Regions from separate parts of the Homo sapiens genome. Here all the other regions are linked to region 3. The links are chromatin contacts, found by Hi-C or POLR2A ChIA-PET in ENCODE. All regions are on one chromosome and are shown on one strand. Each heading gives the region's core, a stretch centred on a gene start or an enhancer-like site at or near the end of the contact. The rest is flanking DNA. Distances are from core to core; before and after follow the strand shown. Region 1 holds the start of CASP10 (caspase 10). Region 2 has its middle 24 kb from the start of CASP8. Region 3 overlaps TRAK2 (trafficking kinesin protein 2).

Region 1 (2,700 bases), core at 139-2,638, 250 kb before region 3:
CGTTTCACCATCTTGGCCAAGCTGGTCTCGTGATCCGCCTGCCTCAGCCTCCCAAAGTGCTGGGATTACAGGCGGGAGCCACTGCACCTGGCCCCAGGACTTGTCTTTCTTAAGCACAGAAGTTCTCTGAATGATGCCTAGGACATGGAAAGGACATTTTAATACATTTGCTAATCAAAGCATCATAAATCTTGCTTTTTTTCCCCATAGATAAAACATCTTTCTAAGACTCTGTACCTCTTTCCAGAGTGCTGCACATTTGAGTTAGCTTAATTATAGTGTAGTGACTTTGATCCAAACTTGCTGGTTTAAATCTTGGCTCTTCCAGCCGCTCACTGTGTGACCTTGGGCAAATTAATTAACCTTTCTGTGCCTTAGTTTTCACATGTTAAAGCAGCAGTCATAGTAATAGTATTTATCTTACAGTGTTGTTGGGATGGTGAAATGAGTAAATATTTGTAAATGCCCTGGCACATGGTAGTTGCAATATTAGTGTGCAGTATTGTTTTTATGATTAGAAATAATGTCTTCAAAGTCTCACTTTCCTGCTGGTTTGAATGTGCTGTGAGAACACATACTGTCAGTTTTGCCTACCACAAATTTGTTGAGTCTCTTGCAGGTACCTCCAAATGGGCTTGTAATTCACCATCCCCACTTTTCTTTTTTTTTTCCTTTCTTTTTCTTTTTATTTCTTAATTTCTCCCACAAAGACTGAAAGTGAATCCCCACTTTTCTTTTATCTTTTAAAAATTTTATTTGTGGGCCGGGCACGGTGGCTCCATGCCTGTAATCCCAGCACTTTGGGAGGCCAAGGAGGGTGGATCACAAGCTCAGGAGTTCGAGACCAGCCTGGCCAACATGGTGAAACCTCGTCTCTACTAAAAATACAAAAAATTAGCCGGGCGTGGTGGCGCATGCTTGTAATCCCAGCTACTCGGGAGGTTGAGGCAGGAGAATCACTTGAACACAGGAGGCAGAGGTTGCGGTAAGTGGAGATCGCTCCATTGTTTATTTGCATGTGGACATAAGAAAGGGTTAACATGGCCGACAACTATTTCATGAGCTTTTTGGCTTTATTTGAAAAGTGAAGTGTGTTTGGGGAAGGAGTTGGTTAGGAAAACAGATGCTTCCCTTTTTGACTTACCAAGGAAATGGAGATCCAAAGGAAAGCCTGAAGCACTTTGTGGCTTCCACGGGTTCGTTTCTAGGAAGCTTTTGCTTTACCTGGGGAAACCCCAAGCTCTACAGTGAGAAAGTTGTAAATTAGCCTTTAGGAGACGCTGTTTGTCAAAGTTATCTTAACCCTGGAAAAGGGGAGGGAAAAAGGCAGATAAGCAGTGATGACATCAGCAGGAAACTAGTATCAGGCTACCCAGTCCTGAAGATTCAGTTTTCACTTAAACAACCAGCAAGTCTTGAAGTCTCTTCCCAAGCAAATGGGAGCTTCTTTGGACCTTGGAGCACACAGAGGATTCTACTTTCTTTAAAACTTTGTTTTCAGGCAATTTCCCTGAGAACCGTTTACTTCCAGAAGATTGGTGGAGCTTGATCTGAAGGTATGTAATTAACAACCCTTCTTACTCCAGAGTCTCATGCTTGAATCTTTTCCTTTGCTTCATGGCTTCGTGTTGTAGAAACTTGCAAAAACTTGTCAGCAATGGCACTATTTTTTCTTAGATTTCTTTGTCATGCCTGGGAAAACAAAAGTTAAAAAATCCGGAAGCCTCCAACATAGCCTTTTACCGGGGCAGAAATATGTTAGCTCACAGAGACAAAGTTTGGTAGACTCACTAAAACTAGAGATCAGAATTGTCAAGAAACCACAAGGCAAATGCTAGATGCGGTAGAATAGAAAGGTGTCTCCAATAAACCACTCATTTGACCTCAGGGCTAGTAGCAGGGAAGATCCCCTGGATTATCACATTAAAAATGACATTTTTTTGTTTCTTTTAACACCAAAAGTAATGTGTATGCTCACATATGCATAAAATTTGAGAAATTCAATTGGAAGCCCAGAAGGAAATTTGTATTATCTATAGTTATGTCACCTCGATATAACCACTGTTTGTTATGGAGGTTTTGATTTTTGCTGTGTCTTCCTTCCTTTATTTATTTATTTATTTATTTATTTATTTATCTATTTATTTATTTGAGACGGAGTCTCCCTCTTTCACCCTCCAGCACTCAAGCTGGAGTGCAGTGGCACAATCTTGGCTTACTGCAACTTCCGCCTCCCAGGTTCAAGCAATCCTCCCATCTCAGCTTCCTATGAAGCTGGGACCACAGGCATACACCACCAAGCCCAGCTAATTTTTGTATTTTTTGTAGAGACGGGGTTTCACCGTGTTGCCCAGGCTTGTCCCGAATTCCTGGCCTCACAGTGATCCACCTGCCTCAGTCTCCTGAAGTGCTTCTCTGATTATAATGAAATTTAGTATGTAGAATACCATAGTTTATAGACTAGTCAGATGGAAACATTGACTCATGTAATTTTTATCTTCCTTCGCTGATTTGAGCAACTCTTGTCTAAAATCACCCTTTCCTTCTGAGGTCTAGGAGGTTTTTTTGTTGTTGTTTTGTTTTGTTTTTGAGGCAGGGTCTTGCTCTGTCACCCAGGGTGGAGTGCAGTGGCACAATCATGGCTCACTGGAACCTCCATCCCCGGGGCTCAAATGATCCTTCTGCTTCAGCCCTCTGAGT
Region 2 (2,700 bases), core at 73-2,572, 200 kb before region 3:
TGTGATATTAGTATAATGATATCAGTTGGTACATCTTTTTCCATCCTTATACTTTCAGTGTTTCGGTGTTCTTATACTTGAAATGTGTCTGCCGTAAGTGGTGTATTGTTCAAGTTTTTCTTTTATTATAGAAAAATGTATTCTGGAAGGTACTTTTCTTAAAATTACAGTATTTAGTCCATTTTCATTTAATGTAATTGTCAATATAATTGGGCTAAAATCTACTATATTTCCAGTTGTTTTTTATTCGTGGCATCAATTCACTTTTCTCTACTTTCTTGATTTCTTTTAGACGAATTAAGTAATTTTAGAAAGTTCACCTTACTCCTTTATTAGCTTGTTAATTATGCATGCTTTTAGTATTCTCTTAGTAATTGCACTTGAGTTGTACTACCTAATAGTACAGCCACATGTTGTTTAAAACAGCTTTACTGAGATATGATTGATATACAACAAATGGCATATAAAGTATATAATTTGATAAGTTTTGACATATGTATGACATATATGACAGTCATATAGACACACTCATATATATATTCATGTGCCATTTCAGTCAATGACCGACCACATATATGATGGTGGTCTCATAAGATTATAATACGGTATTTTTACTGTACCATTTCTATGTTTAGATATATTTAGATATGCAAATACTTACCATTGTGTTACAATTGCCTACAATATTCAATACAGTAACATGCTTTGTAGGTCTGCATCTTAGGAGTAATAGTCTAGACCATATAGCCTAGGTGTGTAGTAGGCTATACCATCTAGGTTTTGCATAAGTACATTCTATGATGTTGGCATAATGACGAAATCACTGACGATGCTTTTCTTGGAACTTATGCCTGTCATTAAGTGACGTATGACTGTATATATTTGAGTGGAACTATCACTGCAGTCAGGATAGTGAACATATATATTACCTCCAAAATATTTCGTATGCCCTCTTGAATCCTGTCCTCCTGCCCCTCCCCACCCCTGCTCCTTTTAGGCATTTAGTTCTGTAAATTTTCTCCTAGCCTTGCTTTAGCGGCATCCCATGCATTTTGATATTTTGTTTTGATTTTAATTTAATTCAATACTACATAATTTCCTTTTGATTTCTTTTTTGACCCATGGATTATTTAGAGTTGTGTTATTTCATTTCCAAATATTTGGGGATTTTCCAGACATGTTTCTGTTGTCCAGGCCAATAACAAATTCCTGACGCCATGAAGTCAAAGATCTAACTCCCCAGGGGGAGAGTTATGCCCAAGAACCATCGGTATTTTGTGTTAGTGGTCATTGCCAGAGTGAATTCCACAGTGTTTGTGATAAACCCTAATAATTCCACCAGAGGGCAGCAAGCCAACATGAAAATTCTATTAAAAAGTCTTTTTTTAGAGACAAGAGTTTGGCTCTGCCGCCCAGGCTGGAGTGCAGTGGTGTGACCTCGGCTTACCGAACCCTGGCCCCACCGCAGACTCAACCTCCCAGGCTCAAGTGATTCTCCCACTTCAGCTCCCCATCTGCGAGTAGCTGGAATATAGGTGCGCACCACCGCACCTAGTTAATTTTTGCATTTTTTGTAGAGATGGAGTTTCATCATGTTTCCCAGGCTTGTCTTGAACTCCTGGGCTCAAGCTATCCATCTGCCTCGGCTGCCCAAAGTGCCGAGATGACAGGCGTGGGCCACTGTGCCTGGCCAGACAGAAGTTTTCAAGTAAAGAATAAATTTAGCTGAAGAGCAGTGTCAAATTATTTCTATCCCCACCCTCCTGAATTAAATCTTCGTAGTCTCTGATTCTCTTTGTCATATTCTTAACCATTTGGATTCTTTTCAGTGCGTCTGTGTTTGTTCCTTTTCCCCAGTATGACCCCTTTCTATTTTTTTTTTTTTTTTTTTTTTTGAGACAGAGTCTTGCTGTGTCGCCCAGGCTGGAGTGCAGTGGCACGTTCTTGGCTCACTGCAACCTCCGCCTCCCAGGTTCAAAAGATTCTCCCACCTCAGCCTCCTGAGTAGCTGGGATTACAGATGCCTGCCACCTTGCCCAGATAATTTTTGTATTTTTAGTAGAGATGGGGTTTCAACATGTTAGCCAGGCTGGTCTCAAACTTTTGACCTCAAGTGATCTGCCCGCCTCGGCTTCCCAAAGTGCTGGGATTACAGGCGTGAGCCACCTTGTCCAGACCCTTTTCTCTATCTTTATGAAAACATCTCTCCAGTAGATCTTCAGAGTAAAAAAAAAAAAAAAAAAAGGAAAAAAGAAAAGAAAAAAGAAAAAGAAAAGAAAACATCCAGCAAGGTCTCGGAGGAAAAATAGAAAATTAGAAGACTGGAGTGAGTCATGTTGATTTTCTGGTGTAAAATTTGTATCGAAACCTTACATAAATACTGAAGAATTCACAAGTTGTAAATATACAGCTTGGTGACTGATTTTGATATCCAGACAGTTTTTTTCCCACTTGCACACACTCCCCGCAAGAATGCATGCTGGTTTGTAAAGTCATTAATTTACTGGTGCATCAGTGGATGGCTCTGTGTCTTCTGGCTTTATCTTGGCCCAGAAAGACAGGAATTAACGTTGAGCCTAGTAGTCTTTGGCCTTTGTGCCAAAGCAGTCTGTGGGCCAGCCTTGTGTAGTGATCAAGCAGTATGTTTAGATGTCAGGCATGACACGGGTTAAAAAGCCAGCTAGGGGAAAAATGGGAAGT
Region 3 (2,700 bases), core at 173-2,672:
TCCCAGGTGAGGCGATGCCCTGCCCTGCTTTGGCTCACCCTCCGCGGGCTGCACCCACTGTCCAACAAGCCCCAGTGAGATGAACCGGGTACTTCAGTTGGAAATGCAGAAATCACCTGTCTTCTGCGTCACTCACGCTGGAAGCTGTAGACTGGTGCTGTTCCTATTTGGCCATCTTGGAACCCCTCCCTGTCTAGTATTTCTTAAATTTCTGGCTCAACAGCCAACTGTGTACCCAGAATGACTACCACGTTTAAGTATGGAGTAGATGCGGTCTGAAGATACCTCTGAGTAATCTTCACATAGAAGGACATAAGGACTAAGAAACTGTGCTCCTGCTAATAAAGTTTCAAGTGCCATAGAGCTGGGATTATCAAGAGTGATGATTCCTAAAGCTCATTCCTTCATGGGTCTGAGGAAGGTTTGCTAATAACAAAAAAGTCTTAACTATACTTAGCATCTTTCTCCATAGCAGTGTGGCTATACATTTCCTATTGCTACTACAACAAATTACCACAAACTTAGTGGCTTAAAACAACACCAATTTATGATCTTACAGTTCTGGAGGTCAGAAAAATGAAAAGTGTCAATGGACCAAAAGCAAGGTGTTAGAAGAGTTATGCCCCCTCCCTCTGGAGGCTCCAGGGAAAAATCATTCCCTTGTCTTTCCTAGCTTTTAGAGTTGTATTACTTGGCTCAGGGTTTCTTCCACCATCTTCTATGCCAGCTGCGTAGCATCTTCAAGTTTCTCTCTGCTTCTACTGTTACACTGTCTTCTTCTGCTGTCAAGTCTCCTTTGCCTCACTCCTATAAGGACACCTGTGATTACATTTAAGGTAAAACTGGATAATCCAGCATAATCTTCCGTCTCAAGATCCTTAATGTAGCCATGTCTGCAAAGTCCTTTTGGCATATAAGGTAATATTCACAGGATCCAGGGATCAAGAACTGCATATCTTTGAGGGCCAGTATTCAGCCTACCTCAGTGGTTAAGAATGTGGATTCTGGAACTAGAGTGCCTAAATTTGAACTCCAGCCCCACCACTTACTGGTTGGGTGATCTTGGACAAATTACTTGACCTCATTTTTTCATCTGTTAAGTGGGCCTAATAACAGGATCTACTTTATGGGGACTAAGTGAATTATGACAGGATAATAGTAGCAGCTACCTCAGAGGGTTATTGGGAAATAACATGAGTTAATACATGTAAAGGTCTTAGAATAATGTCTTAGAATATAGTAAATGCTATGCAAGTACTGGTTATTATTAGTATTTCTATCACCAAAGTACTATTTTATAATTATTATTATTGTTATTGTACCTTACACAATGTTGGGCACAATCTACGGCCTACTCTCAATTGCTTGATAGCATCTTCTTTCAACCTAAGAAAGAATTTACTTCCTGCCTTCTGATGAGTGACGTTAGCTTAGTGTGATTAATCATTCTCTTCCTGTCTCTTGGATGCATGAATAAACCAAAAGCTTACACAGAGTCCTAAATGCAGTAGAAACTAAACTTTGGCAAACACAAATGACACATTTTCAGTGCCTTTCCTAGTCTGTGCACACGTATTCTGTGCACTTTTTTCAGGGCCATCTACTTTCTTTGCCGGATCTTTATTCAACCTTTTTAGGAACAACTTCACTGCTTTTCTTTATAAAACAACCAATCAGGCATGTATCATTTAACAAGAAGCCAGCCTTTGTAATCCATGCACATTAAGAAGAAGAAAATAAAGCAAAATAATCAAGTAACTTATTTTAAGAAGGATGAGACTTAAAAAGAACAACCAAAACATGTCATTGACATAAATATTGCTGGCAGGACACAACATGGCTAATGACTTAGATAGTTTAGCCCAGCCACAGAACTAATTGGTCAACAGTGAATGCCTAAATATAGGCCCTGTGCCTAAAAAATATCTTGCTACTTCCTTAAAACAGGATACTCTGGCCAAAACAGCCTTATTGAGAAGGCTAAAACAACTCTGGGAAAGTTCACCTCTGCTGGGCGTAGAGCCTGGGATTGCAAAAAATGTAATTATTTAGTGAAACATTTACACTGGAAATATATTCAAAATTTTTATTTTATAAGCAATACTTTGGGGATTAATTTGAAACACATGTGGGCTGCTGAAATGCATGCAGGAACAGTGCCAATCACCAATTCAGCAATAGCTCTCTTAGGCAGTGGCAACCTAATCCAGACAAAAGATAAGCTAATTTAAAAAATGATAATTTACCTTGTCCTCATAAAATAATATATTTTTGACAAAGACAGAGACTCACTAATTTTAATGTATCTGGCTACACTACAGATAAAGTTTACCAAAAAACCACAGTAATTTACAAACCAGATATTAAACCACTTAAAGACTCTATCATGGCTTCAGTGCTAAGAGCTGAAAAAAAGGCGGGAGGAGCATCACCAGCAAAACCCAGCCTGGACAGTAAGCAGCAGACCTCAGGAAGGCAGAGGCCACATATCACTATCCAGCTGCACCGATGCCGCGGGAAAGCTACACTGGCTACATTCAGCACAGCTGTTCTATTAGCATTTATAAAGTTGACCCTGAGGAAATAGGATTTGTGACCAGCAAATATTTTGTCCCTCTTTTTAACTGCCATTTGACTTAAAGATAAGTAGGGTGTCAGAATATGAAATACATGGAGGTCGCTCTACTTACAAACAGGCTG

What was found. A loop is a pair of places that touch in the nucleus more often than their neighbours do. ChIA-PET counts read pairs that join two places held with the same protein, here RNA polymerase II (POLR2A). Pooled maps may share reads with other maps.
Region 1: a pooled map shows a loop between it and region 3 (4-fold over the local background). The contact joins the promoter of CASP10 here to the enhancer-like site in region 3. A Hi-C loop is called at or near these places in 9 of 50 pooled maps. POLR2A ChIA-PET finds 5 or more read pairs at or near these places in 2 of 52 experiments (CD4-positive, alpha-beta T cell and activated T-cell).
Region 2: a pooled map shows a loop between it and region 3 (7-fold over the local background). The contact joins two enhancer-like sites. A Hi-C loop is called at or near these places in 1 of 168 maps with a recorded cell type or tissue (CD4-positive, alpha-beta T cell) and 7 of 50 pooled maps. POLR2A ChIA-PET finds 5 or more read pairs at or near these places in 7 of 52 experiments (A549, HEK293T, activated CD4-positive, alpha-beta T cell and 3 more).

The regions. Positions count from the first base shown.
Region 1 is chr2:201,181,753-201,184,452 of GRCh38, forward strand. It overlaps CASP10 (caspase 10), which reads left to right and starts at 1,389. Exons shown (of 10, transcript NM_032977.4): 1 at 1,389-1,556.
Region 2 is chr2:201,235,214-201,237,913 of GRCh38, forward strand. It overlaps a transcript of CASP8 not described here. Among named protein-coding and RNA genes, the nearest start is that of CASP8, 24 kb to the right of the region's middle. Within about 2 kb of position 1,323, at least 7 of the 41 ENCODE cell types and tissues checked have a DNase peak (open chromatin) inside an H3K27ac peak, as active enhancers do.
Region 3 is chr2:201,430,774-201,433,473 of GRCh38, forward strand. All of the region lies in intron 1 of TRAK2 (trafficking kinesin protein 2), which reads right to left. Among named protein-coding and RNA genes, the nearest start is that of TRAK2, 19 kb to the right of the region's middle. Within about 2 kb of position 1,423, at least 15 of the 41 ENCODE cell types and tissues checked have a DNase peak (open chromatin) inside an H3K27ac peak, as active enhancers do; they include CD4-positive, alpha-beta T cell, where a contact is called at or near this core.